Linked DNA regions of Homo sapiens: regions 2, 3, 4, 5, 6 and 7 are each linked to region 1. A link is a loop called in an ENCODE intact Hi-C map of the cell type or tissue named here. Cell type or tissue: PC-9. All regions are shown on one strand.

Evidence for each region. Peaks named below come from ENCODE experiments on the same cell type or tissue, not always from the same donor. Only the 100,000 strongest peaks of a DNase experiment are listed, where the experiment ranks them.
Region 2: a loop joins it to region 1, with 12 times the contacts of the local background. A loop is called at or near these places in 3 of 110 quality-filtered maps.
Region 3: it touches region 1 in a loop (18-fold over the local background); 2 of 110 quality-filtered maps call a loop at or near these places.
Region 4: a loop joins it to region 1, with 12 times the contacts of the local background. A loop is called at or near these places in 9 of 110 quality-filtered maps.
Region 5: a loop joins it to region 1, with 14 times the contacts of the local background. A loop is called at or near these places in 4 of 110 quality-filtered maps.
Region 6: a loop joins it to region 1, with 15 times the contacts of the local background. A loop is called at or near these places in 2 of 110 quality-filtered maps.
Region 7: a loop joins it to region 1, with 8 times the contacts of the local background. A loop is called at or near these places in 2 of 110 quality-filtered maps.

Annotation. Positions count from the first base shown.
Region 1 is chr15:58,390,910-58,394,909 of GRCh38, forward strand. No RefSeq gene overlaps it. Among named protein-coding and RNA genes, the nearest start is that of LIPC, 39 kb to the right of the region's middle. In PC-9, no CTCF peak of the experiment used is centred here; DNase peaks (open chromatin) are centred at 1,372, 1,882 and 2,592; H3K4me3 peaks cover 706 bases; H3K27ac peaks cover 3,629 bases.
Region 2 is chr15:58,468,404-58,472,403 of GRCh38, forward strand. The region is part of intron 1 of LIPC (lipase C, hepatic type); the gene reads left to right. The region is part of intron 2 of LIPC-AS1 (LIPC antisense RNA 1); the gene reads right to left. Among named protein-coding and RNA genes, the nearest start is that of LIPC-AS1, 28 kb to the right of the region's middle. In PC-9, no CTCF peak of the experiment used is centred here; a DNase peak (open chromatin) is centred at 1,748; H3K4me3 peaks cover 2,347 bases; H3K27ac peaks cover 4,000 bases.
Region 3 is chr15:58,549,610-58,553,609 of GRCh38, forward strand. The region is part of intron 6 of LIPC (lipase C, hepatic type); the gene reads left to right. Among named protein-coding and RNA genes, the nearest start is that of LIPC-AS1, 53 kb to the left of the region's middle. In PC-9, no CTCF peak of the experiment used is centred here; a DNase peak (open chromatin) is centred at 2,292; H3K4me3 peaks cover 1,661 bases; H3K27ac peaks cover 3,302 bases.
Region 4 is chr15:58,328,411-58,332,410 of GRCh38, forward strand. No RefSeq gene overlaps it. Among named protein-coding and RNA genes, the nearest start is that of LIPC, 100 kb to the right of the region's middle. RefSeq lists enhancers at 3,464-4,000, 3,820-4,000. In PC-9, no CTCF peak of the experiment used is centred here; DNase peaks (open chromatin) are centred at 1,851, 2,411, 3,291 and 3,881; H3K4me3 peaks cover 2,463 bases; H3K27ac peaks cover 3,768 bases.
Region 5 is chr15:58,226,340-58,230,339 of GRCh38, forward strand. All of the region lies in intron 1 of LOC124903499 (a long non-coding RNA gene), which reads left to right. Among named protein-coding and RNA genes, the nearest start is that of AQP9, 90 kb to the left of the region's middle. In PC-9, CTCF peaks have their summits at 1,588 (motif pointing right) and 1,787; a DNase peak (open chromatin) is centred at 1,572; H3K27ac peaks cover 1,319 bases.
Region 6 is chr15:58,519,276-58,523,275 of GRCh38, forward strand. The region is part of intron 1 of LIPC (lipase C, hepatic type); the gene reads left to right. Among named protein-coding and RNA genes, the nearest start is that of LIPC-AS1, 23 kb to the left of the region's middle. RefSeq lists an enhancer at 2,010-3,209. In PC-9, no CTCF peak of the experiment used is centred here; a DNase peak (open chromatin) is centred at 2,486; H3K4me3 peaks cover 719 bases; H3K27ac peaks cover 2,857 bases.
Region 7 is chr15:58,268,346-58,272,345 of GRCh38, forward strand. No RefSeq gene overlaps it. Among named protein-coding and RNA genes, the nearest start is that of AQP9, 130 kb to the left of the region's middle. RefSeq lists an enhancer at 1,685-1,979. In PC-9, a CTCF peak has its summit at 1,775 (motif pointing right); a DNase peak (open chromatin) is centred at 1,806; H3K27ac peaks cover 975 bases.

The DNA.
Region 1 (4,000 bases):
CCCATTAACGTATCTCTCAATACTCAAAAAGTAATAACTTCTGAAGAATTGCACTTATCCAGGACAAACCGGATAGAGTAACTACAATTCTTCTTCCTTCAATATTCCACATGCTTCTCCTTCCCCAATGAAAGCAATCTTCTTTTTCTAATAGAGTTTGCTTCCATTTCTGTCTACCCCTCCCTCAAAAAAGAAAATTACAAGATTAGCTAAAAATTAGATTGCAGTATATTTCACAAGTTAGTACTTAACTGACCACGTATTGATTCATGACGGTTAATATTGACTCCTAAGTACACTACGAGACCCTTAGCAGTAGAAACACCATCCGGAGTTTTCCCTGTGTTCTCCCACATATCCAGAACAGTGTTTCTCAATCAGGGCAACTTTGCCCTCGGGGGGACATTTGGCAATGTCCAGACACATTTTGATGGTCACGACTGGGTCATGGTAGATGTTACTGGAATCAAGTGGGAAGAGGTCAGGATGCTGTTAAATGTCTTACAATGCTTGGGACAGCCCCCACAACATAGGATTATCCTACCCAAATTGTCAATAGTGCTGAGGTGGAGAAATTCTGATCTGGAATCATTCTGGGCCCATAAAAAATGCTCAAAATGTTTGTTGATGGAATACAACTGGCTCGTGTTCACAGGAAGACAAATGACAGCTCAAAGGGGTGTGGGGTAGTTAGGGGGTTCATGGAGGAGATGGGCTTAGTAGACACTTGTAAGTATGGGTAGAACTCGGATGGGCAGGGAGGAGGAGAACAGGAGACATTTCAGAAAGGGAAAAGCTACAGAAGTATGGCACTCACGAGAGGTCCGAGAAGACTGATCTCACTGGCAAAACCTAAAGAAATGCTTCAGACCAAGGAGATCTTAGTAGAACAGAACTCAGTATCAAATTTGACTGAATAATGTAGTTTGGTTTCAAAAACAACTGACTATATGTTTTGGGGAAGGGGAGTAGGAAAAAATTGTATTTAGCACCATTTATATTTATATAAATAGCACCACTGATTTATATTAGCACCATTTTACAGATAAAGGAAATGAGACATGGAGACGTTAACCATAAACTTGGGGATATTTTTGCTTAATACTTTGGTAAATCTGCTTACTTATTATACCTTTTGACATGGGCTGGGTGTTATTATAGACAATACCGCCAGTGCATGGTAGCCCATGGTGTTTACAGCATGGGCTCTGGTTGAGAAACACTGTTCTGGGTGTGTGGGAGAACTCAGGGAAAGCTTCTGATGGTGTTTCTGTCACTAAGCATCTCACAGTCTACTATAGGCTCACACTGACTCCACCACTTATTAGTTCATGACCTTGGGCAAGGGGCTGGACTTGTGAATATTAAATTGGCTTGTAAGGGTAAAGCAGACAGGACAGGACGAGGCACACAGAATATGCTCAGTCATGTTGGCTGTTTTTATTATCGTCATCCTTTTTAATGAAGGTTCCTTAGCCCTAGCCTACAGGTTTCTGCTGAATTCACCACCTGAATAAGCAGCATCAACTCATCTGGGGGTGGCAAAATGAAAGGGGAATTAGCATACGGCCCAGGGGAAAACTTTCCCTTTGCCCTCTAAAGGATTTCCTGAAAAATCCACTCACAAAAGGCAGATTTATTGAAAGGCATATAAAATTTATTTGATTACAGTTTTACAATGACATGGGAGCCTTCCCAGTGAAGACCCAAAGATACAGGGGAAATTGTCTGTTTTTATGCTTAGGTTCAACAAAGGACGGACAGTGTGTAGAAATACGATGGGATAAAAAAGCTATGATCTAATGCTAAAGACTGCTTGGGGAAACCTAGCAAGGCCTGTCTGGATTCTTAGCCTCTCTGAGCACGCATTCCTTCCTTCTGGGTTTGGGGCAGGGCCTTCTCTGGAATTGCGGTCTTATGACCTACAGTCAAACAAGGTAGATCAGATAATTTCTTTGTGGCCAGTTTTTATGCAGAAAGGTGGGGAGAGGGGAAGCGGGGAGTTAGAGTAGTATTTTTAGGTCACAGGGCTGCCTTTGGGGAAAGGGGGTTCTGGTTTCTAGGACCTGCCTTGGGGAAGAAGCTAGTTTCTATATCTAGCCTTGGTGGAGAAGGAGACTAAGAGACAGGAGAGCAGAAGATCAAAAAAAAACTTTTGCTTCTGAGCTCTTCATTGTGGGGTATCACCAACATTAGCAAGCCCCTTTCAGGACTTTCCCAACTCTTTTCAATAGCCTGTTTTCACAGATCTCTCAAAACTCAAGGATTTCAATGTCACTATTCAAGCTGAAAACATTTTCCCCTGCAACCTCCTTGTTAAATCTGTAGTTTGGACAAGGAAGCAATAAAGCAAGCATGTGCAGGCTGCTGCTTTGAGTAGCCAGCTGAGAAATGATTCCCACTAGGGTGGGTGTGGGTGTGTGTGAGTGTGTGTGTGTGTGTGTGTGTGTGCGTTGTAGGGAGAGAAAAAATGCAATGTACACAGCAGGATGACCCACAGATTCTGAGAACACAGTGTCAGTCTGCAGAAGGCAGGCACTTTTACACTTCTGAGCAATCAGCACCTTTATGTGCAATTTATTTCCAGTTTTAAAAAAAATGAGGTGGGTGGTTCCTCCGTCAAAGTTACCTCCCTGACTTTTAACGGCTCATTAAACGGGAAAGGATTGAGAGGATCCTTAATGGTGAATGGGGCTGGAGGCTCGGCCACTGAAAAGGACTGGGTAGACTGAACCTAGAAAGGAGAAGCTAATAGGGCCCAGAGTGGCTGCCTTCAAATATCTGCAGGGCTGACAGTGTGGACAGGAATTAAATATGCTATGTGTAGGAGCAAGTTGCAGAGAGCAGGTTTCAGTGCAACATACCAAATGTTTTTCTGCTACTTAGAATAGTCTAAAAATATAATCCCCTGTCAAGGAGTAGTGAGTTTCCCATCATTAGAGTTATGCAAGCAGAGGCTGCATGACCATTTTGCAGGGATGTAGTAATTATTTCAAACATTAAAGCCATTTCCAATTATATAGTTCCCAAATTTAAAACTTCCATTGCCTATTTGGACATAAGGGGTAGATTCAGCTTATTTGCTTTGCCTTCTGCAGGCTTGACTCCATACCAGTGATAGAAAGAGTTTCCATCTCCAAGGTGAGCTCCTGTCGATTGTTACTGGATGACTGGACCACTATGTGGAGGTTTCCGAGGCTATGAAATGTGATCGATTAGTGATGCTAAGGACAAAAGGAAAGAGCAAAGGAGGCCCACTTTTCATGTGTATTGTATATGCAGCAGCTATATATAGTTTAGGATAAGATTTTTAAAACATTTTAAATCTAATTTCCCTTCTCGATAAGCAAAATTCTTTCCTTTCCACCATTACGGTTAGGGCATGAGACTTATTGCCTCAGGGAAGGGGCAGCTGGATCTCCCTAGAAAAAGGAGACTATGGGGTAAGGAAGAAAGATATAATGTAGGGCAATTTCCAGCAGACAGAAGGGTAAGTAGCAGCCCTTCTTCAGAGAAAGTGAAGAGGACCGGAGAGGGTGAAATGGGAAGAAGGAGCTTCCAGAGACCTCCCTGCCCTGCCTCCGAGCCTCACTCAGGGCAGGGAGTAAGGACAGATGGAAATCTGGGGTAGGATGAAGGGAAAGACGAACACCAAGGAGGATCCACAGTGCTTCTTGTTTGGCCATCTCATGCTGCCCTACGCCAACCACACAAGGCAGCCACAGCAGGTCAGAATGACAGGGTGGTGTGTGTGAGAGAAGAGGGCCACAGCAGGGGTCCAGAACATCTCTGTTCACAGGTGGTGTGGAAGTGTCTGGAGTTCTCAAATGTGCTAGTGAGGGATACAGAGTTGAGAGCAAGGGGCTGGGCTTGAGTGGCCATTGTGAGTCGCCAAGTGACACAGTTGATTGCCAGAGGTTCTATAAGGCCATTGAGGTCAGAGATGGACATCACATCAACAAGGAAGCCACCAAGCCCGGAAGGTGCTAAAAGAGCACAC
Region 2 (4,000 bases), 77 kb after region 1:
TCAGAAACTCTGAGAATGAGGGCCCACAATCTGGGTTTTAGCAAGATCTCCAGAAGATTCTGATGCACACCCGTTTGAGAACCAAAGCTCCATGGAATACTAATTTGCCTTTGGATCTAGCCCTGCCGCCCACTCGAGATGGATGGTCCACAAATCTCAATGTGATTCCTAACATGAGTTAAGCTGTCCAACCCTGTGACGTTATCAGGGGATTTGTGATTAATACATAGTGACACCATTTAACTGTGGCAGAGGTTCTTACCCTTGGAAGCTCATTAGAATCATCTAGGGAACTTATAACAGAAAGGCCCACCCCAGACCAGTTCAGATCTAAAGACAGCCTGGACTGACAACCACAGAACTACAGAGCTGCCACCCAGACTCCATGGAACTCTGCTAGGCTGGTAATATTTTTAATTCATTAAGGGTTTATGTGTTTAACAACCCAGGTCCAGTAAATTGGCTCCTTTCCTCCCTATGAACCTTGGACACTCTGGCTGGTCAAGCCTCCACCTCATGCCCACTTGTTTGCACAGCTACTAACGTTTATGAAGTATTTGCTTAATGTACCTAAGCTCCACTGCCCAGAGCTATCCCACTTGATCTGAAAACGTCATGATGAGGTATGGTAAGCATTAAACATTAGTTCACCATAGTTCTATTTTTTTCTAATAACTTAAACGGCTTCAGGGAACATTTTGTGTGTGTGTGTGTGTGTGTGTGTGTGTGTGTGTGTGTGTACGCCTTAAGAGACTGGATCTCACTCTGTTGCCCAGGCTGGAGTGCAGTGGCATGATCGTAGTTTACTCTAACATTGAACTCCTGGCCCAAGTAATCCTCCTGCCTCAGCCTCCCAAAGCACTGGGATCACAGGCATGAACCACCATACCCACCCTAAGGAATATAGTTTTTTGAGCATGTTGGAGTACTCAGAACTCTCAGCTCAGCTCTTGGCCCACTTGGGTCTCAACCATTTAGAGTACTGATTACCAAAGGAAGAGCACAAAGGAAGAAAATCAGCTTTTCTCCTCTTCCTCAGTGTGGGAGAGGGGATTTGGCTTGGGCTCAAAGCCATAGTGATGCTTTCTGCTCCACCCCCTTTCAATTAAAGATCACCAGCTTCCCAAAAACAGGCCACCCTCATTTTCCAACCTGGCTCAGGCAGGGAAGCTGAGAAGCTTGGGGCTGCCCATTCACCCAGTCACCAGGCAGATAGACAGGTAAGAGAACTGGGACCTTCAGGCCTGCCCTCGGGAGGACTGGCCACCAGGCTTTACAGCCCAGAGCAGAGAAACACTGTGGCCGTTGCAAAACTCCTTGAGTGAAGTGACCCTACCCTCTACTAAAAACGTGGCCCAGTGGATTCCAGTTACTAACAAAGCTCGTTGAGAAGATGCAAGAAAGGAATGGAACAATGGCTAGGACCTCCCCGCGGCAGCACTTCCCCCAAGAGAATAGAGGAGCTGATGGGCACGTCACATTTTTCTCAATGCTGGATGACATTCCATCACCTTCCTCATCTTCATGGAATTTTTTTTTTTTTTTTTGAGACAAGGTCTCCCTTTATCACCCAAACTGGAGTGCAGTGGTGCAATCATGCCTCACTGCAGTCTTGACCTCCCAGGCTCAAGGGATCTTCCCACCTCAGACTCCTGAGTAGCTGGGACTACGGGTACATACCACCACACCCGGATAATTTTTGTAATTTTTTAGAGATAAGGTTTCACCACATTGCCCAAGCTGGTCTCAAATTCATGGCCTCAAACAGTGCTTCGGGTTCAGCCTCCCAAAGTGCTGAGATTACAGGCATGAGTCACCGCACCCAGCTGGAATGCATTCTTTGAATTTTAAAAGACTGTAAATGAGAGATTTGTTCAGAGAAGAGGGTGTTTCCTATGTACAAAACCAAAGACCAGCTTTTATTTTTTATTAGGTATTATAGTCACAAAGGTATGAAAGGGTATATAGTAATAAGTCTAAGAAATTTTTATGAAGTTTTTGAAGTAAAAAGCATTTTTATAAAATTTTAAATAAAAATTTTAATAAAATTACTCAATTGTTAAATGTAACTTAAAATTACTTTTTCATAAAATTACTCATTTTATAAAACACATTTTTCCTACTTTGAAAAGTAGTACATGCTTAATACAGAATTGGAAAAGACAAAAATACAGAAAGAATTGCATTTAACTCCTTTTTTTTTTTTTTTTGGTAGAGACGAAATCTCGCTCTGTCACCCAGGCTGGAGTTCTGTGGCGAGATCTCGGCTCACCGCAACCTCCGCCTCCCGGGTGCACACCATTCTGCTGCCTCAGCCTCCCCAGTAGCTGGGACTACAGGTGCCAGCCACCACACACAGCTAATTTTTATATTTTTAGTAGACATGGGATTTCACTCTATTAGCAGCCAGGATGGTCTTGATCTCCTGACCTCGTGATCCGCCCAAGTCAAAACTTCAGATTTTGCCAAACACCTTGAAAGTATGAGTAGATAGAGGAAGACTCGTCCTTTTGTCTGCCTCCTTTTCATCTTCCTAATACCTAACACCTCTCTAATCTTTCTAGAAATGGGTAAGAAAAGCTTCCATAAAGAAAGGTGGAGAGAATTGAAGCATGGTAGTATTTTTGCAGGAGAAATTATAAGGTTTGAAATTTATGGAGGCCTCAGGACATACCCAATGACCTAAGGTCTAGGCCAGAGATGGTAAGTAGGATTTTTTTTTTCTTTTCTCTTTTTTTTTTTTTTTTTTTTGAGATGCGGTCTCACTCTGTCACCCAGGCTGGAATACAGTGGTGTCATCTCGGTTCACTGCAACCTCTACCTCCCAGATTCAAGCGATTCTCCTACCTCAGCCTCCCGAGTAGCTGGGATTACAGGCACTCGCCACCATGCCTAGCTAATTTTTTTTGTATTTTTAGTAGAGATGGGGGGGGGTGGTCTCACCATGTTGGCCAAGCTGGTCTCGAACTCTTGACCTCAAATGATCCACCAGCCTTGGCCTCCCAAAGTGCTGGGGTTACAGGTGTGAGCCATCACACCCAGCTGATAAGTAGCTTTAAACACAAGTGAGGATTCTATTCCATCAGGAATGGCTGCTTTATGCAGAAGAACTCTAAGATTACATCAGGCTAAGGGTGACAGAATGCTGTAATCCATTAGCCTTATCTGTCATGGTCATGGCAGCAGCAAGAGGCAGTCTGAGTGCCATACACTGCAGTAATCTAGGGGTGAGCTGAATAGTGAATGGAGATTTGCCTAAAAGAAACTTCTGGAGTCAGTGCTCCAAAACTCTGAATCAACCAAATGAATGAATTGAGCCAAATAGAAATGCATGACTATTCAATATTTATTATGTAGAGAGGCTTAGAAAGGGCAGGCACCTGGAGTTCCTCCACCCTCCTCACCCAATCACAACTGCCCTTACTGCCCTACCAGTCCAGCCACGTGCCCTTTCCCACCCCTCTCAATGACCCTTGGGCTCCCCAGTGAAGCTCCCTGAGGGCAGGGGACATAGCTCTTTGGGGCCATAAAGGCATTAGCTCACCCTTCTCAGCCCCTTACACATTTACTGGGTACTTAGATCAGGCCAAGTGTGGTGGCTCATGCCTGTAATCCCAGCACTTTGGGAGGCCAAGGTGGGTGGATCACCTGAGGTCAGGAGTTCAAGACCAGCCTGATCAACATCGTGAAACCCCATCTCTACGAAAAATACAAAAAATTAGCCAGGCATGGTGGCACGTGCCTGTAATCCCAGCTACTCGGGAGGCTGAAGCAGGACAATCACTTGAACCTGGGAGGCAGAGGTTGCAATGAGCAAAGATTGCACCATTGCACTCCACCCTGGGCAACAGAGTGACATTTGGTCTCAAAAAAAAAAAAAAAAAAAAAAAGAAATCTTAGCAGGATTACATCTGTAACCCCGGCACTTTGGGAGGCCGAGGGAGGTGAATCACATGAGGCCAGGTGTTCAAGACCAGCCTGACCAACATGGTGAAACCCT
Region 3 (4,000 bases), 160 kb after region 1:
CAGTCGTGAGTTCAAACTCCCAGGCAGCTTATTTTTGAGGCACAGGATTTCTCTGTGTATCGGAACTTTTGCTCTCCAGTCAGGTTTCCCTCCCTTGAGTCAAGCAGGTCTAGGAATGACAGAAATTTCTTGTGGGTGCGCACAGCATCTGAAGAGTAGTTGGTGTGAGGGCAGGATCTTTCGGGCCAAAGGGTCCCTCCACTGGCTGTCCCTTAGGGCTGGAGGAGATGGCAGCACGCAGGTGAGGGAATTTGGAAGTCCTCCTGCTTCGGGGAGCTCCTCCGCTGCAGGCTGCCAATTAAAGACTCATTTGGGTGAACCAGCTCCTCTTTTAAATGGCAATGCCGCCTGGAGTGATTAAGCCTCTTAGATAATCACATTTCACTGGATCTATTTTAATCATGGAATGTTCGCATCATGAGGAGCAGTTCAACCCTGCCGTTTTTCAGATGGGGAAACCAAGGCCTAGGCAGGGAAAATTATTTGTCCAGAGACAAAAAGCTCTTGGCAGACCTGGCATTTAGACCTGGGGCCTCCAAAGAGTGAGCAGAGTGATTTTTAAAAACTCCTAAACCTGCCGCTGGTCTGTTTATGGGGATAAGAGGGGTATGGAAGAGAAGGGTGGGGGAATTGCTTTCTCCTTGAAATCACCTGGGAAGAAAAGAGGTCATTTTTCATCTTCCAGGGCTAAACTGGGCACTTCATCTGATTTGGCCCAGCCCTAGGACATCTACTGGGGACTTGGAGATTGGGAAGGGAAGCATCAAGAGAAGGAAGAAGGGGAAACAAGAGCAGTAGGCATGAACCAGGCTGAGCTTCTCCCATTTGCCAACGGCCCCACTGCCCGACCACCATACACTGCTGATGTGAACTCACAAGGATCCCTTTGTTATTAAGGAAGACCAAAGAATTGCATTAGGGCATCATTATCTCACCCACCAGCTACCAAAACCAACGTACTCATCCATCCGTATATTCTTCAAACACAGTCCTACCCTCAGGGGGCTCGGTGGAGACTAACCCACGATGAGTTCCTTGGAGACCACATTTGTGTCTCTTTATTACCGACTACTTATCTTGCTCCTGGGACATCTAGTGAGGAGGAGGTTAAGGGCAGGACTGACTGAAACTGGTCAGGAACCGAAAGCCCCAGGCTGGAGGGAGGTTCCAGTGCCGAGCTGTGGCTTGTACCACACCCTCTCCTTTTCTTTCTTACTTTTTTTTTTTTTTTTTTTTTTTTTTTTTGAGACCAAGTCTCACTCTGTCGCCCAGGCTGGAGTGCAGTGGCGTGATCTTGGCTCACTGCAACCTCCACCTGCAGGGTTCAAGTGATTCTCCTGCCTCAGCCTCCTAAGTAGCTGGGATTACCAGCGTGCACCACCACGCCCAGCTAATTTTTGTATTTTTAGTAGAGACGGGGTTTCGCCACGTTGGCCAGGCTGGTCTCGAACTCCTGACCTCAAGTGATCCACCCGCCTCTGCCTCCCAAAGTGCTGGAATTACAGGTGTGAGCTACTGTGCCCAGCCCATACCCTCTCCTTTTCTGCTCCCCCACAAATTCTCCCCAGTTCTCCTGCAGCCCCTCCAGTGAGCAAAGTCCTCACCCGCTCAACCCAGTTTCACTTGCTAGTGGAAAGTAACGTCTCTGTGGTCACATCAAGCCACCCTGGGCATGGCTGGAAAGTGCACTCATGCGAGACTCGCCTGTTTGAAGCAGCTGCTCATGGGATACTGCTATCTATATAATGTTATGTTATCCAATGTGGTAGCCACAAACCATATGTGGCTATTTAAATCCAAATCTAAGTTACTTTAAATTAAATGGAACCAAAAATTCAGTTTGTCAGTTACACAAGCCACCTTTCAAGTGCTCAAATACGTGGCTGCTGCATCAGAGAACACAGAAATAAAACATTTCCATCGCCGCGGAGAGTTCTACTGGTGATGCTGGGATGAAGATTTTAATCTAGGCCACCACAGCTACACCACTCCCTGCCCATCACAACCGTGATCATAACTGACTTGGGCCCCCAAAGCCTATTCCACCAGCCACCTCCAGCATTTTGATGAATACATATTACACTCTTAAAAGAGCAGACTTGCCCAACCCCGGCCTACAGAGAAACCACAATCCCCATTTTTCAAAAACATCTAATTGTACAATGTATTTTAGTGCAGGGTCTGGTTGGGCAAGATAAACATCGCCTCCTGATTGTAGTTTCACAAAGGATGACTAACTTGGCCTGAATTCCTCTGGCTCCCAAGATATTTCGACAAAACCATCAAAGGATCTATTTTCTACAACTGTACACCAGAACTCGGGTAAACACTGCGAGAGTACAGCAGTAGCAAGAGAGAATTGGGAAACAGTCGCCGAGTGAAACGAGGCAATTTATCGCCCACTTCCATTCTCACTCTCTCACAAGGAACCTTTACCAGTTTGGGAGCCTGTTTTTAAGGGAGGGGGAGGGAAACGGATCTGTACGGAGTAAATCCTGTTTCGCCAGTGCCTCCTCTCATTTCATCCTCAGAGCAGTCAGATGAGGTAACCGGGTGGAGAGGAGGGAAGGGGCCCTCGGGGGGCACTCTGCCCGGGCACTGGGCTGGATGTGTTGTACACGTTAGCTCATTTCCCATTTGATCCTCACAGCAACCCCCAGACAGGGAGAGACACACGCACACACAGAGACACGGTCAGGGCAAAGTCACACAATTTGTGAGCAGGAAGCATCGCATTGAATCCCAGCCTTTGCTCCTTTTACTGCACTTGGCCTCGGCGTAGGACCAAGGCCCTCGACTGAGTGCCTCTCCCTCCTGCGGCATTCCAGCTGCATGTCCCGCCTCCTCCTCTCTGCCCTCCTTCCACACTCCCTCTTCCATATCTCCTCCACTCTTCTCCTGTCTTCCCCGTGCTGCCCTTCCCCCTCCCCCGCCCCCTCACCCACGGCCCTGCACTCCAGGCTCCCTGGGTCGGGGGTGAGGGGCACTTGCTTCTGCTGCTCGCCGCAGCCATGAGAGCACCCTTCCTTGCTGGTCGGCGAGATGACGAGCCAAGCTGTGACTCGGGCAGTCGGTCTGTTTTTGGCTTCTCTCAGCTACTTCTTTGGAAGGTTTCCACTGACTTCAGGGAGAGTTCCAGAAGAAGCAGGGGGTGTCGTAGACAGCACAGGCTTGGGGTTGGGATAAGGAGTGTCAAGAATCTTGGCCTTGCTGCCAACCACTTATGTGACCTTGACCTAATGACAAAACCTATGTGGGCACCAAGGAAGAGGTGTGAATAGACATGGGGATGAACCACTAGCACGGGACCTGCAGGTGGGTCTCAAAACCTGCCCCGGTCAGTTCAGTGTGGAGGAAGGAAGTAGATGACACCCGATTAACACCTTCTGGAAGGCAGGCATTTTTTCATCGCCATCTTATCACATTTTTACAGCGACACTACAAGAAAGTTCCTAACCTGCATTCACAGATGAGGAAATCGAGCCCCAGAAAGGCTATGTGGTCTCCAGATCACAAGGAAGCAGGCATCAGAGAGGACTCAAACCCTGGGCTCTGTCTATCCGTTGAGGGCCCTTATTCCACCCACAGCACAAAGAGCTGGCAACAGGACGCCAGTCAGCACAACAGTCCTGGCCGCACACACACACTCCCCCATCTCCACCGCTCGCAGGCAGCAACAGACCCCCACAGAAGGGGCAGGCATTGGCCAGGCACGGTGGCTCACACCTGAAGTCCCAACACTCTGGGAGGCCAAGGTGGGAGGATCTCTTGAGCCCAGGCGTTCCAAACCAGCTCGGGCAACAAAGCAAGACGCCATCTCTACAAAAGAATTAAAAATTAGCCAGGTAGAGTGGTGCATGTCTGTAGTCCCAGCTACTTGGGAGACTGCAGGAGGGTTGCTTGAGCCTAGAAGGTCAAGGCTGCAGTGAGACATGATGGTGCCACTGCACTCTAGCCTGGGTGACAGAGTGAGACCCTGTTTCAAAAAAATTCAATTTAA
Region 4 (4,000 bases), 62 kb before region 1:
TATAAATATTGGACATCTTTCCATTTTTCTATGTCCTTTCCATTCTTTCATCAGTGTTTTATAATTTCCATTGTAGAGATCTTTCATTTGTTAAATGTATTTCTAGATATTTTATTTATTTATTTGTAACTATTTCAAATGGGATTGCTTTTTAGCTAGTTTATTACAGGTGTATAGAGATGCTGGTTTTTTTTGTATAATGATTTTTTTATCTGCAACTTTACTGAATTTACTTATCAGTTCTAAGAGTCTTTTGGTGGAGTACTTAGGTTTTTCTATATAGGAGATCCTGTCATCTAAGGATCTGAATACACATTTATCAAAAGAAGACATAGAAATAATTAAAAAGTATATGACAAAATGCTTAGTATCACGAATTATCAGAGAAATACAAATCAAAACCACAATGAGATATCATCTCACCCCAGTTAGAATGGCTACTATGAAAAAGACAAAAAATAACAAATGTCAGTGAGATTGCAGAGAAAAGGGAAGTCTTGTACACTATTGGTGAGAATGTAAATTAGTACAACAATTATGGAAAACAGTACAAAAGTGCCTCAAAAAACTAAAAAATAGAAATACTGTATGATTCAGCAATCCTACTACTGGATTTTTACCCAAAGGAAAGAAAATCTGTATATCAAAGAGATATCTGCACCTTCTTGTTTATTTGCAGCACTATTCACAGTGGCCAATATATGGAATCAACTGTGTTCATCAACAGATAAATAGGTAAGTAAAACGTGAGATACACACACACACACACACACACACACACACACACACACACACACACACACACAATGGGATATTATTCAGCCATAAAGAAGGATGAAATCTCGTCATTCACAGGAACATGGATGAGCTGGGAGGACATTATGTTAGGGAAAAAATGTCAGGCACAGAAGGATAAATATTATGTGTTCTCACTCATACGTGGGAGCTAAAAACATTGAGCTCATAGAAGTAGAAAGTAGAACTGTGGTTCTCTGAGGGTAGGAAGAGTAGGAGGAAGGGGAAAATAGGGAAAGTTTGGTTAATGGACACAAAATTACAGATAGTTAGAAGGGTAAGTTCTGGTGTTCTACAGCACTGTAGGGTGACTGTAGTTAATAAAAATCTATGGTGTATTTTCAGATAGCTAGAAGAAAGAATTTTGAATGTTCCTAACACAAAAAAATGATAATCTTTGAGGTGATGGATATGCTAATTACTCTGATTTGATCAGTATACATTGTATATATGTACAAAATACTCCTGTGTCCCCAATAAATATGTACAATTATTACATGTCAATTTTATGTGTTTAATTAACTAATTAATTAATTAGCTTTAAAAATGAGGAAATGGAAGCTTTGAGAGGGTAAGCAACTTGCCCCAGATCACGCAAGTCGGGAAGGGGCAGGACCTGAAGTCTACCTTCAACCACTATCCTCCTTTTGCCAAAATAAAAAAAAAGACCGGAGAGGCCCCAGGGAACTGTAGCCTGAGCCTGGCCCTGAATGCCCATCCTGGCTCCTGGCCTACAGCTGCCTTCTCAGGCAAGTTCCCCTCTCTGACTGTGACCCAGTTTCTTAATCTGCAAAATGGAGAAAATGTGACGTCCCCTTCCTCGTGCACAAGGTTGGGATGAGGACCAGATGAATCACAGACATAGACATCTGTCAATTGTAAAATATTGTTTGATGGGCCTATAGTCTATGCACTTGTGTCTGAATGAGGAGAAGATACTCCCTGTGGTTGGCCCACGATGATATCAAAGGCAAAGGTCACAATCTTCCAATCAATCTAGCCCAACAACCCAGTTAATCAATTCTACCTCAGACGTACTTCCTTGTGTTTACCTTTCTCTGGGAACATCAGCCCAGCCTAGTTCCCAACCCCTGCCAGACCTGTTCTCCCCCAGCTGAGGCCACCAGATCTGTGCCTGCAGGCCAACCCCCTCCCTGCTGGGCTGGCCCTAACCGAATGCCCAGTGTGGGAAATTGAATCCTTATCCTGTTCCACCACTTTAGAACTAGAAACTGCCTTGTTCTTGGCAGAACTCCGCCTCATTGCCGGGACTGGGGTCTGGCCAGAGGCAGAAGCCTGAAATCTGATGCTGCTCCCCAGCTTTGGACTTCTGAGAATCATCCAGCCCCGAGAATTTCTGGCCACCGAACCCTGTCCACTGTCCTATCTGCAGCCTGAGGCTGACTACCTGCTTAGACAGTCCGCTTTTCTTAAAAGCACAAACCTACCTGCTCCTGTGTGCTGCTCCCCAGGCTACTCATCATCCAGCAGCCTTAGCTGGGCTCCCCCACCCCCTGTGTAACACCTGGACATCCACCAGTGCCTGCCCCCTCCAAAGCCTTTTTTTTTTTTTCTACATCCTTCTTTCATATGTACACATTTCCCAAGATTTCACACTGATGTAAATTCTCTTTTCCGGATATTCTGTCCTTTGGCAATCTCACCCACTTCTGGGGTTTCAAGTAGCAGCCTAGGAGGAAGAGGCCCATGAATATAAGGGTCATTTTCAAGTTAAAATCACCAGAGCCCAAGACTAATGGGCAGGAGAGGGAGGAGACAAGGTGGGAGTTGAGAAAAAAGCTGAGCCCCGAGGAAGCTGGCCCCTCCCCACAGCTGCTAAGAGAAAGACCCAGGCTCAGTCATCTCTGAATCCTCCCAGCCTTGGCTGCACTGCCACGTATAGATGGGTACAGAGTCTTTGCTGGATGAATGAGTGAATAAATGAATGGCTGCATAAACAAGTTGCTACTTACCTCTCTGGATCCTAGTGCATTTACTGAAGCTGTCCTCCCTCCTGAAGTGGGGCATACACGAGGCCAGGAGAAGGGGTTAAAGCCAACCAAGTCCAGGGAGAAACCCCTAGATTTCCTGCAGGATTTGCACAGGAACGTGTTGCAAGGTGTCTCCTCCGAGAATTCACTGAGTCCCTTCAGGAGACCCACAGAGCATAGAATGGGCCCCCAGACTTTGGAGCAGCACCCGGCTCCTACTGTCTCCCTAGGAGACCGTGGGTCCCACCAGCTTTTATTTTCTATTCAGCAACACTATTGCCTATGTTTATGGATAGGACTGTGTTGAGCAAGAGTTGACCTTTATTATCTTAATTCAATCTTCCCAAAGACCTTCTGAGATAGGTACTTTTATTTTCTTCATTTTACAGATAAGGAAATTGAGGTTTAACTATGATCCCATAGCTAATAAAAGTGACAGAACCGGGTTTTTTTCTTTTTACTGAAATGGTATTATTTCATCAGAATTTGCCCACATGCTCAACACTGCTGGAATGTGTTATTTTGAAATCTGACAATGAACTACAGAATGGTAAAAGCGGAAGAGCCTTTGAGACAAATTAGTCTAGCCCAGAGTAGGGAAGAAAAAGAGAGGGAGGCTCAGCCTGCAGGCTGCAAACCCTCCCCTCCCTGTTTGTCCTGCTCCTAAAATAAAACAGAACAAAAGACAGGAAAGTCACTAGATTAGAGAATTCAGCATCTCCCTCCTAATTCCCTGTGATGTGATAATTCTAAGACCCACTTCCTGGAGCAAGAAGAAGCTAAGATCCCTCAGCCTGGCTGATGTGGTTTTGAAAGTGGAAGAGGGCAGGAAGTGTTGTGGTCACTCCCACCCAGCTGTGGGCCTCTTCCCAGAGCCCTCCTCACCAGATGCTGCAAACTCAGACTGCAAATCCAGAAGCCTGCAGCCTTCCGGGGATTGGCTCCCTGCGAAGATAACCCTGTCCTTCAACAAACCCTCGCTTCCTATTTGCATTCCTAATTGGCATCTTCTATTGCTTTTCCTGGTGACTTCATTTTTCACTCTTGGCTAAAAATGGGTCTCTGATGATTTATTCTATCCTGGGTGTTGACAAGCTGAAGAAGTTGTGTGGGGCCTGCTGCCAGTAACCCTGGGTGACGAAGCGTGACTCACCACTCCGAGGTCAGTGGGGGGATGGAAGGCAGGGGAGTCAGCTGACAAGATCTGCTGCTTT
Region 5 (4,000 bases), 160 kb before region 1:
GGAAAGGCCCACATTTGGCCGCTCCATTCTCCACTGACTGATCTATACTTCCTCAGGAATCAGCTCTGAGAGCCCCCTGGGGATGCTCTGCCAGCTGCAGCTCACCCTTCCCCACACTCAGCCACCCCTCCCCAAGGTCCCTCTGTGGAGGGAAAAAGGCTTTGCCTCTCCTAGAGGGAACATCACCAAGGCAGATGGAATAGCTCATAACAAGGTCCATGTGCAACCCCTCACCTTTGTGTGTGTGAACATAGGGCAGAGGTAGGAGGAGAGGGGAGGGATAAAGGAAGACAAGACTCTCCTTGCCCTAGAACCAGATATTTGCTAAATCTAGACCTGAAGGTAAAATTACTTTGCTCCTATCAGAGGACGTAGTTAGAGGGTGGGAAGAGGGGAGGGCCACCCTTCTTCTCCCCCCACACCCTTGCTTCTCCCATTTCCCTTAATTCTACCGGTTCCCTCTGTGACAACACTCCTGGGTGACAGGCTCTGGATCCCATCCCCACCCCAGAGAATCCCACACCCAGTCTAGGCCAGGTGCCTGTTCTACTCTGGTGCAGGCTGCTTTAGCCACTGTTGGGGAAGGGAAAAGCTGGGCGTGTGGAGAGTGAGGGTTGGGGGCTTGCAAGGGGTCCTGGCAAGTGAGAAGACCAGTGGGCTCAGAGGGAATTAGAATTCCGTGATATATTCCAAGGAAACTCAGGCCTAGGATCTAAATGGAGAATGGAATGCAGCCAGGGGCTGGGAAGTATGAACTGGAATCTTTGCCTTCAATTTGCACATGATAACAATGCCCCTGAGACTAACATCTGGATAACAGAGCACTTGTACACACAGCATCTTGTTTGACTCTTATACCCACCTGGTAACATATAATTATGATCTCAATTTTACAGACCAGGAAAGCTAGCCCTAGGGAAGTGAAATGACTTTCCCCAAAGAAGCAGCAATAAGTGGGCTTTGAGTCTTCTGATCCCAGAGTATGTTGATGATAAAATAACTCATGAACTTTAGCAATTATTTCAGAATTCTCATGCTGCGGAATTAACAAAATAAAAAGAAAATAAAGAATATATAAGAAAAAAAGATGTACCTATGTAAAAGCAACCCCACTTACATCCCCTAGTGTGAACTCCTAATCCTTGGGCCTAAAAATTGTGGAACTCGGTATGATAATGGACATGATGAATTGTGTCTGATTAATAAATTTCTTACAAGTTTTATTTATTATAACCTAAAAAAATCTATACACATGATATTTTCACACGTCATGTTCTTCATGGTATCTGCTTACAATAGTTGCATATTCTCTAAGGGACTGCAGTATTCAATTATTTTATTAGGTTCATAATACTTCACAAGATAAAGCATAAAGCAAATATAAAGAGATGGTTTTTGCTCCAAATTGATGCTGAATTCTAAATAAGGACGATAGTATGTGACAAATTAATATCTTTATAATTTGGCTTGTAAGATACAATTCCCAAAAGTGAGGCTCTTACCACACACAAAAATATGGAGACGGGAGGGAGGAACCCGACTTAATTTAGGTACACTGCCACCAGGTGGAGGCAGAGTGCCACGGACTGTGAAGTCCAAAACAATAGGTGGAGGATTTGTTAAAATTACAGACTGTAGCTCTGGGTTCAAACCCTACAGACTTGTAATCACAAACGTTTCCATTTTTTATGTATTAGAAACATTTACTGGAAAATAAAATTCAAGCTAGCGATATACAAACATTTAAAATAGCTCTTTAGAAGGACTTTACAAACTAAAACTATAGTTATACATCTTTCCCTTCAATCTCTTAAGGTTCTTTTTCTCACAAACACCTTCAAAGAAGGTGACTATTGATCCCTCCTAATGTTGTTTTAGTGTGAAACCCCTAAGATATCTGGAATGGGTTTGGTGAAAACTTCCAAAGCTCCATTTCAAGCTCTGACCTCTTAGTCTCTCCTTCTCTCAGCCAGTATAAGAAATAGCGGTGAAGGGAATTGGAAGGATAGTGGTGGTGAAGGCTATGGAGGGAGACCGACTGTCCCAGTTTACCCAACACTGCCCCAGTGTTAGCACTGAAAGTCCCACACCCAGGGGCACCCCTACTCCCAAGCAGACCAAAAGAAAAATATAGGCTTTCATTTCAGACTTGCTGCTCTAAGACCTTCATCTCTTCCCAATAGAAAAAAGCCAAATACTCCCCTATCTGATGAACCCCTCGAATCTCATGTATAAAAACCCTCCTTCGGTGTGAGTCTTTGCTGTGAGGTTAAGATTGTGCTTTGTATTTTAGGTGGAGGCAGGTATGATGTGTAGTAGATACACAAATGTATAGAGGCTGGTGAAGTTGCAGCGGGGAGCAGGTAGACCAGCTGTTTCAGGTAAACAGACAGGTCCTCAAGGAAGTCCCTCAGTTTATCATGCCAACCTCTTTGGACACCTTGAGGCCTCTGATGAGGCTGCTGGTGGCAGGGAAGCAGGAGAGAATCTGCTCCAGCTGACACAGGATGTGACTCTGGAACAGAGGCTGGAGGCTCCTGGAAGGGATATATTTAGCCCAGCTCTGTTAATAGCTGACCCCTTGGATTGCCTCAGGAATGTAGCAGGCAGAGTTCTTCATGGTGAAATAAGACGTACAGGCTTACAACTTGAAAAGAAAACTCTTCAAGGAATGACCTTACAAAGAATGACTCCACAGGGACCAGATGAAAATGTTAATGTTATTTTGTGCATTGCTTTCCTGAGCACTTTATATCCATTATATTCATTTCCTGTATTCTTTCATGTAATTGGTACAACCATAATTTAGCTTTTCTTCAGGGCAAGAGTTCTTTGTCAAGTTCATGTTCTCGGGCAGAGTCCTAACAAATCCTGCAGGTATACTACACCTGGTACCTGCCGACGCCTATTGAGGAGGAAAGCCACAGGATGTGGTAACATTCTCAAAAACAGAGATCTAGTTAGAATTACCTCCAAATCCTGCAAAGAATGAAACGGAGATGCTGACCATGGGAGCAATGTCCCACTGGGATGGCAGGGAGATCTCACGTGGTGCCTACCAGGGAGGGGGGTGGGGGGCGGAGTTGGGGGCGGGGGGAGCACGGGAGTTCCGAGTGCTGAAGACTGCAATGGGAACAGACAAGGAACAAGGCGACACAATGGCACAAACAATGCTAGAACAAGACATTTATTTATTGAATCTGAAGCAGGAGAACTGAAGACAGCTGAGAAATATGGTTGAGTTCCTAACTCGACAATGAATAAGCAGACTGTAATTTACAATTGCATGGGTGTTAGGCTGCCATGTGTTATGTAAATAGCTGTGGGTCCCTTTAAGAACAGAAATCCAGTGAGGACAAGGCCCTTTTGTGATACAGACTGGCTCTCCTGACTCAGACCTATCTTGTTTTGCAGGGAATAAAAGGAAGCCCACTTGGATAGAGCTGCCAGATAAACTAGAGGACACCCAGTTAAGTTTAAATGTCAGGTAAACAACAAACAAAATATATTTTTAATATAAGTGGGTCCCAAATATTGCATAGGACCTACTTATACTAAACATGTTATGTGTTGTTTATCTGAAATTCAAATTTAACTGGGCATCCTATTTGCCAAATCTGTAACCCTACACCTGGGATCAAAAAGGAAAAGATAATGAGAGGGGAAGGGAAGCATTGCCATTAAGGCAAAGGAACAGGCACTTGGAGCAACATCAGAAATGCCCAAGAATAGAGGAGAAGCTCAAACAGTCAGAGAGCGTAGGGGCATGGAGAAGAAATGCTGGCCTCAGTAGCAAAAGCTCCCAAGAACCCCTCCAAATAGCTTCAAAGTTTTTCAGCTCACCTTGTTCCTGTTTGAGTGAATGGCCAGGTATTGAAAATTATTTTATTGGCCTTGTTGGGGCATATAACATTCTTTTTTAAATAGTAGAAGGCTGGACTTTCAAACTTAACTGGGCATTCCTGGCAAAATTCGTCTGATTAAAGACCCACTCAAATGA
Region 6 (4,000 bases), 130 kb after region 1:
TGGCAGGTGCCTGTAGTCCCAGCTACTCGGGAGGCCAAAGCAGGAGAATGGCGTGAACCCGGGAGGCGGAGCTTGCAGTGAGCCGAGATTGTGCCACTGCACTCCAGCCTGGGTGACACAGAGAGACTCTGTCTCAAAAAAAAAAAAAAGAAAAAAAAGAACTACACTTCTAGCCAGTCAGGCAAAGCCAAGGATTAAGAGAGTTACTCTGAATTTCTCTGCTGCCCCCTCTGCCTCACCTCCCATGCATTGAACACAGAGTGTATATGTAAGTCCTCCCACCCCAACCATCAAGACAGGCACATCTGCCATTTTTCTCTGTCTTCTTCAGTTCCTTCCAGGTTCTCTCTGCCTTGCTTAGGAGCTGCCCCTGTTTGCAGAGCTCTTCATCAATAGACTGAATATTTACAGAATAGCGCAGTTTTGATTAAACAGTTCATTTCACTGGAGACTGGGGTGGTGTATTGTGTCTCCTCCGGAGTTATTCTTGGCATCAGCAGCCCTTGCTCTTAGCATCCGTTTCTTTACATTTTAAGGTGGAGCATAAGAAGAACTGCAGTGAAACAGATCAGATGGGGGGCAGGTGGGATTTCTCTTTACCTTTCCCCCGCTATTTCTTGGTGGATTTATCCCGTTATCTTCGCTGCTATTTGCTCCTTGCTATCTTTTATTCTTCTCTTTTGAAACTGGCCGAGTCAGAAGGAAATAAACAAATGCAAGGGTGCGTAGAAAGAGCATTAGATGGTAGGTCCAGAAACTTGGACTCTACATCCAGCATCTAGTGATGTGATTGATTGATATCTGTTTTAGCTTTTCGGCACCTCAGGTTTTGGGCTGTTTTTTTTTTGTTTTTTTTTTAATCTGTTAATTGAAGTGATTGGTCTAGATTTGTGGTCTTTGAATGTGTGTCAGCCATGGAAACCTTCCTACAAACAGAATCTCAAGCAGCAAATGTTAAAACCTAAAAGCAATTTTGTTTGGGTTGAAACAAGGTGGGCGGGCAGTCAGGAACCCACCCTTTTAACTTCTGTGTCCTCTGCCATCTCCTGTAGCAGCCCCCAAAGTAGTTCCACAAGATCCTTGGCCTTGGGATGCTAGAGCACAACGTCTAAACCATTCGATGTGCCTATTTAGAAACTCATTTCCTGCTCTTAAAGCGCTCAGCCCTCTCCCCTACACATAAAGCCTTGCCTCCATGAAAGCAGGGAGGACTAGCCTTCGAAACCCCAGCACACAGAGGTGAGTGTGAGCACAGCTCAACAGTATACAAGCCCGCTGGAAAGCTGCCCCAGACAGAATTTCCTCAGTTGCATCCTATGGACTATCAGTCCCAGAAACGCTTGGCCAAAAAAGGAAATACGGAGGGCGGGGGCAGCTTGCTTCAAAGTAATTGAGGTTGAGAGCCGCTGTATACCATCTGCCCCTTCTAGAGATTAAATTCACAGTAGCTTCTTCTCTCGGGCCAGCAGGAAGCCTGATTAATGCCGCTTAATACGACACTTCCCATATTTATTTGGCCACAAAACTCCTTTTTCCCCATAACTCCTATTAATATCACAGGAAACAGTTTGAGATCAGAAAAGCCTTCACAAAGGCAATTTTTAAAGACTGAGTTATAAGGCTCAAAATAAATGAGGAATTCTAGAAAAGGAAGGGAGGAGGGAGAAGGACACTGGTTTGGGGTCTGGAGGGCTTTAAGATGAGGGCGAAACAAGGACCACCCATGATTCCAAAGAATATCCGGAACTTGCTTGTTGTCTGTTGGTGCCTTTCTTTCAGCTCATTCCTAGAGGGCGGACAGAGGCAGGAGTTGCTGTGTTGCTGGCCAGTGGCTCCTGACCATAGGAAGGGGACTGTGGGTGTGAGAAGTAAAGCAGAGCAGGCCCCTGCCTCTGTTCTCCCCTTCCCCCTGGTATTGGCTCACCGTGACAAATCTTTCCCTAGGAAGGGCAGAAAATGAATTATCCTGTTAAATCAATTCAGCAGATAACCCACCTCTGTGCAGGCCTTGTGCTGGGACCACACAGATGCATAAGACACGTACAGCTTAGAGCCTAGTCATGAAATGGGAAATAAACAGCCCCATCCTCAAGGTCTGAACAGGGGATTGGGGAGCACAGAGAAGGGCCCCACCCCGACCAGCTGTCAAGAGAACTATCCATACATTCTAATTCCTCCAAGGTTGAGGGCTAAGGTGTAGGAAGAGGAGAGAGGTTCCAAGCAGAAGGAATTGCAGAAGCAAAGGCACAGAGGCATCCGGGACCTGCGAGCAGCTATGGCTGGAGCCGCGTGTCGCAGGATGGAGAGCGTGTGAACAGAGGGGACTGGAAGCGGATCCTCCCAGGAAGCAGTTGCAGGCGGTCATGCTACAGTGAGTTGCTGATAGTAGGAGGGGAAGAAAGAGGAAGGGGGAGTGGAAGATGACTCAGTGGGGGGTGAGCCAGTGCCTGGAAGAGAGGAATGTGTGAGCAGAATGAGGAAGTTAGCAAAAGCTGGTTGAAGGTAGGAGGTGGAAAGACAAGTTCAGCCCTCAACAAGTTAAGCAGGTTATATAAGAAGTCCAGGCATGGATGACGATGATCATAATCATGATGGGGAGGATGACAAAGATGACTAGGAACGCTCTGTCATCTCTCTCTCTCTCTCTCTCTCTCTTTCCTTCCTGGTTGTGTGAGTTTGCAGGGAGACGGGAGGTTGTGAAGAACAATAACCAGAAGAGAGTTTGCGTCTTCATCAGAAAGCACCTGGGGCAGGTAGAGTTGGTGCTAGCTTCTCCATCCATCCCTGACACCCCAGCCCCATTCATCATTCAGCAGAAGACAGGCTGGGCTGGCCCAACTTGGTCCTGTACCCCCACCACCCCAGAACCCCACTGGTCCATAGTGAGGATCCCTTCTCTTTGACTCTCCTCCTTCTCTGTGACTCGCCTAAGCCTGATCCTACACCTTCTCTCCCAGCCACTGCCTCAGCTTCCTCCACCCCCAGCTTGGGACGAGCCACCTCCCTGGCTGGGTAGCATGGGACAAGCCATCTCCCTGCAGAGGCAGAGAACCAGTGACACTACACGCAAACCAAGGCCATGCTGCAAACAGAACACCAAGGCACCCTCGTCTTAGGATGCATTATATTCGGGGTAGATGTTGAATTCTAGTAACACATTCCCTGGGGTGTTTTCAAATCCAGACACACTGGAGCCTTGTTCCAGCCTCACTGTGGGCGAAGGCCCCGGGCTCACCTCCAGCCTCAGGCTGGCTCTGGCTGCTGCCCCTGTTCCATCCTGGCAAGCGGAACTGAACAGGCCCGACTCCACAGCCCCCGGTGCTGCCAGCTGCAAGCTCTGCTGACTCCAACCTCAGGCCCCTGCGTGCCTGCTTCTAAATCCACACGTTCCTGCTCCTTCCTGCCCCTGCTGCCCTCTCAGAATGCCACTTCTTTCTGCCAAGACCTCAGGCATTGCTATGGCCCAGCCCCATCTTTATTGATGTCGGGGCTCTGTCCCCTTGCAGAGCCCATCCCATTGCCACCCACATCTGGGACAGCAAAAGACTTCTCAGTTTCCTCCAGAGTTCAGTTTCTTCCAAAAAGCTCGGCACATCTTAGCTGCCAGTGTGAACTGTGAGCTCCCAGAGATGCCCGTGGCACTTTCCAACATTCGTCACTTTTGACACATCTAAAATATCCTAGCTCCCAGAGCTGCGTGAGCACCAGCCCAGATGGACCGGCTGCTGGGGAAGCATCAGTCTCTCCAGGGCCTCTGTGAAGCCCTGGGGCAGTAGGGGGATGTCTGACAAAGCTTCCTAACTGAGGAGCCCCACTTCCTCTCGCTCTGGGCACCCCTGCCAAATGAGCGGGCACCTCTATGTTCCAGCAGCCCTCGCTGCCCAGCTTCTGAGCTGCAAGCCAGCTTCCTTCCACAGAATTCTCTGCACCTTGGCTTCCGGTGGCTCCAAGCACTTTGCCATCTGCCGAGTCAGTTCTGCCAGAGATGAAGCAGCTGATG
Region 7 (4,000 bases), 120 kb before region 1:
CTTAAGAGAACTCAAAAATCCAAGTATGGTATACGAAATATTCAAAGATCTGGAATCTGCTTACCTACCCAGCCATAATTCCCTCACATGCCTTTTGCTGCAGTTAAAGTACTGAAGTATAGTGGGTGCACACACAAGTTATGCTGAGTTACTTCTAGTTGTATGATCCTAGGCAAAATGTGCTTTACTCAAAAATTATTTAATTATCATCTCCTTTCTGCAGCTGTGTGAGGCCCTGGGGCAGATAAAAAGATCTCATCCTCAAAGATCTAATTGGAAGGGAATGTCAGCAAGTAAACAAAAACTACATTGCAATTGATAGGCAGTATAGTCTAGATGTATGCAAAATGTGTCAGAAGCTCAGAGGAAAGTCTCCTTACATTTCTAGGGCACACGTTTCCCCAGTAAAACAATACACCAACCTCCAAAATTAAACTAAGGGTAAGGCCAATGCATAGCGTAACCTATATGTTTGCTAATACATTGCTGAAGTAAATCAGAAATGTGGGTCGGATCCAGTTATTGAGTTAAGTCACATCTTACATAACTAATGAAATGGAAATTGGTTACACACCCACCAAAGTATGCAGAGCCCTCAGGTGGAGATTAAAATCCCTTCTTGCTGCCACAAATTCATCTCTGCAGTGTTTTAAAAATGCACATATGAAAGTTACAGGTGACAAGCACTGTACAAGCCACTTCACCAAGCTTGAGATAGTCTAGCTATTAATCACCTAAACTAGCAGCCATGGTCTGATGATATGCTAAAATAAAATAATGCAACTCGCAGTGAGGGTTATTTTATTTACATTTTAAATCTTCTAGCATATGTCTCAAGAAGTTTTCTGGCCCAAGGCTGGGCGTGGCGGCTCACTCCTCTAATTCCAGCACTTTAGGAGGCTGAGGCAGGTGATTGCTTGAACTCACAAGTTCAATAACAGCCTGGGCAACATAGCAAAACCCCGTCTCCATAAAAAATACAAAAATGATCTGGGCATGGTGGTGCATGCCTATAGTCCAGCTACTCAAGAGGCTGGGGTGGGAGGACTGCTTGAGCCCAGGAGGCAGAGGTTGCAGTGAGCTGAGATAGTGCCACTGCACTCCAGCCTGGGTGATAGAGCCAGACCTTTTCTGGAAAAAAAAAAAAAAAAAAAAAAAAAAAAGAGGAAAAAAAAAGGTATCTGGCCCAGAAACTTGCAAGAGAGAACAAGAACAGGTATTGTTAAGCTGCCAGAGGAATGGAGACTGAACTCTTCCCTCTAAGACCTCTTAGAAATGCTAGGTATAATGTGTGTCACTTTGTTTTTAATGCACAGCTGCGTTCACAACCAAGAAAGGGAAATTCCCAAGTGATGAAAATGAAAAGAGACCATAAAAGAAAAGTAGTAAGTGATGAGCAGCTGCCAAATTGGATGAGAAGATATTGACATCAGTTTCCTAGGGGCGCCGGCTTTAATGCCCGCGTGGGAAAAGGAAAGAAGTCCTTGAGTCCACATGAGGTAGGGAGTGGGAACAGGGCCGCTGCTTAAAACCTGAACTCTCAAAGGGTGGCACCTGCAGAGAAAGGTGGACTAACAATAATCAATTTACTGGCAAATAGATCAAGGGTGTCTTTGCTCACATTCTGGAGAAGAAAATATACCAATCCAGATGGATTGATAAATTGAGGCATTTATTAATTTATTGCCTCTCAGCTTTGAACTTGTAATACCTGGTCTGGGATCACAGTCTGAACACTGTAAGCCTTTCTCCTTCACAGTAAGGATCATACTATACTTGTCAGCAGAGGGCACTGGAGGGACACTGCAGGAGGAAAAGGGCTTCTCTTCCTGGTTTCTGTGTGAGGGGTTTGGCTTTTTATTGCTCCTGCTGCAGGGTTGGTCAGCAGGGTGGGTGAAGGGGGACATCCAGTGGTGTTCTGCACGGTCCCTCGGTGACCTCACCATTCCAGCCAGTCCTGTGACCACCTTTCCATGGTCCTCCTGACACAGACTTCCCATGCTCCAGACTTTACACCTTGTGTTTCCTGTTTGCCCAGCAACTGCGGATGGGCCGCAGTAAACTCCTCTCCTTCCTGTGAGCTGCAGCCACATCTTTGCCAATGAGTTTTGAACCCCAGCCTCAAGAAGGCCCCATCCTATCCAAATGTGCCCTTCCTTGGGTATTCTCTCTCAGCCCTAGAGTCTCAATGTAGCATTCCCTTTACATCATTTTAGTTACTCTGTTAACATAGCTTAATAATGCCTTATAGTAAATTAACTTATTTAAGTTATTATGTGTGGTTTCTGTCTCCCGATTAGACCCAGACTGATACCACTGAGACATCAAAAATCTCTGGCCTATGCTATTAAAGATACAAATTTATATTACCTAGCATGAGTAAACACAAAAACATTATGAAGGGTTACTTCCTCAACCAAGGTGGCATAGCATTCTCCAAAAAGCGAAATACTGAATATACATCCAATCCAAAATTTAAAAACTCACAACGGAACAACCCTTAAGTATTGTCAAATATACAGTAAAATACAATAATGAATTTAGAACCAGGCTTAGAACTAAATGGGCTTAGAACTAAAGTACTTAGAATAAAGAATTTAGAATGGGCTTAGAACTAAAGTAACTTCTGATAATAAAACAATCCAAAAGAAAAGATTATAAATACGCTTAAAAGAAAATTTGTAAATTAGTAGAAAAAGGAGAGACTTGACAAGAACAGGCAGATTCGAAAAATAACCAAATAAAACTTTTACAAATGAAAAACAAGCCTTCAAAGAATGAGCTCAGTAGCTGATTAAACATAGCTGTAGAGAAAATAGTGGACAAGAAGAACTGAGTAATCTGCACAGAATTCAGCACAGAAAGTTAGACAAAAATATCTATAAAATACATAGAGAAAAGAATAAAAAGCATTGAAATGCAGATAATAGGAGTTCCAGAAAGACAAAACAGAGTGAACTAGGAAGGCAATGTTTGGAAAGTTAATGGGAGAGATTTTTCCAGAATTGATAGAGATTTTCTGAAAATGACTCCACCGATGGAAGAAACACAGACTCCCAAATAAGATAAAAACCTGGAACATTGATAGGAAACTCCAGACCAGAAAAAAAAAAAAAATCTTCAAAGCAACAAGAGACAGATTGCCTACAAATAATTAAACTAAGAGCAAAAATTTTAATAAGAGCCACAAAGATCAGAAGACATGAAATAATATTTTTGTAGTACTTAGGAAAATGACCAGTCAGTGTAGAATTTAATACCCAGCTAAACTATTATTCAAGGAGGAGGGTAAAATAAAGACAATTTGGGATGGACAAAGCTGAGAAAATTTATCCAGTGACCCGCGCTAAAATAATTGCTAAAGGATGTACTTCAGAAATCAAACTATAAACACAGGAAGGATGGGGTGCAAGTAGCAACGGTGAGCAAAAGAAAATCTGTGCCAATTATCAATGTATTCCTCTTGGCTCTTAATCCATTCTTCTGTGCCCTCCTTTGGGATGTAGAGCTGGACCCCAGCTGTTGCAATGTTAGTCCTTGACAGTACAGGGCCCTGGAAAGACCAGCAGGAGGAAGGGGCTTCTCTTTCTGGTTCTGTTGCTTTACTCTTCCGGCTCCTGTGGCAGCCAGTGGGTGGTTTGCAGGTGAGGGGCCACTTACCTAGCAGTTAGCACAGCTTCCAGCAAGTTCTACGGGCACCCCAGCAGGTGGCTTCCCAGTGACTTCCACAGCAACACAGTGAGTGGGTTCAAGAAAGTTCATCACTGGCAGTCTAATAGGTGGTCTGCTAGCAGTGTTGCCAGCATTCTAGCAGCGAGTTTGCCTGTCTACCAGCCCCAGACTGTGGGGCCTAAGCAGACTTCTCCACCATGCAGGGGGCGTCAACCTTCAGTAAAATGTGACTCTCACCCTGGGAGAAGGCCCTTTTCCAGATGTGTACCTGCCTCAGTCCTAGGGGTAGTGGCTGCTTGTATATTTGCCATTCCTACATTCTTTAATG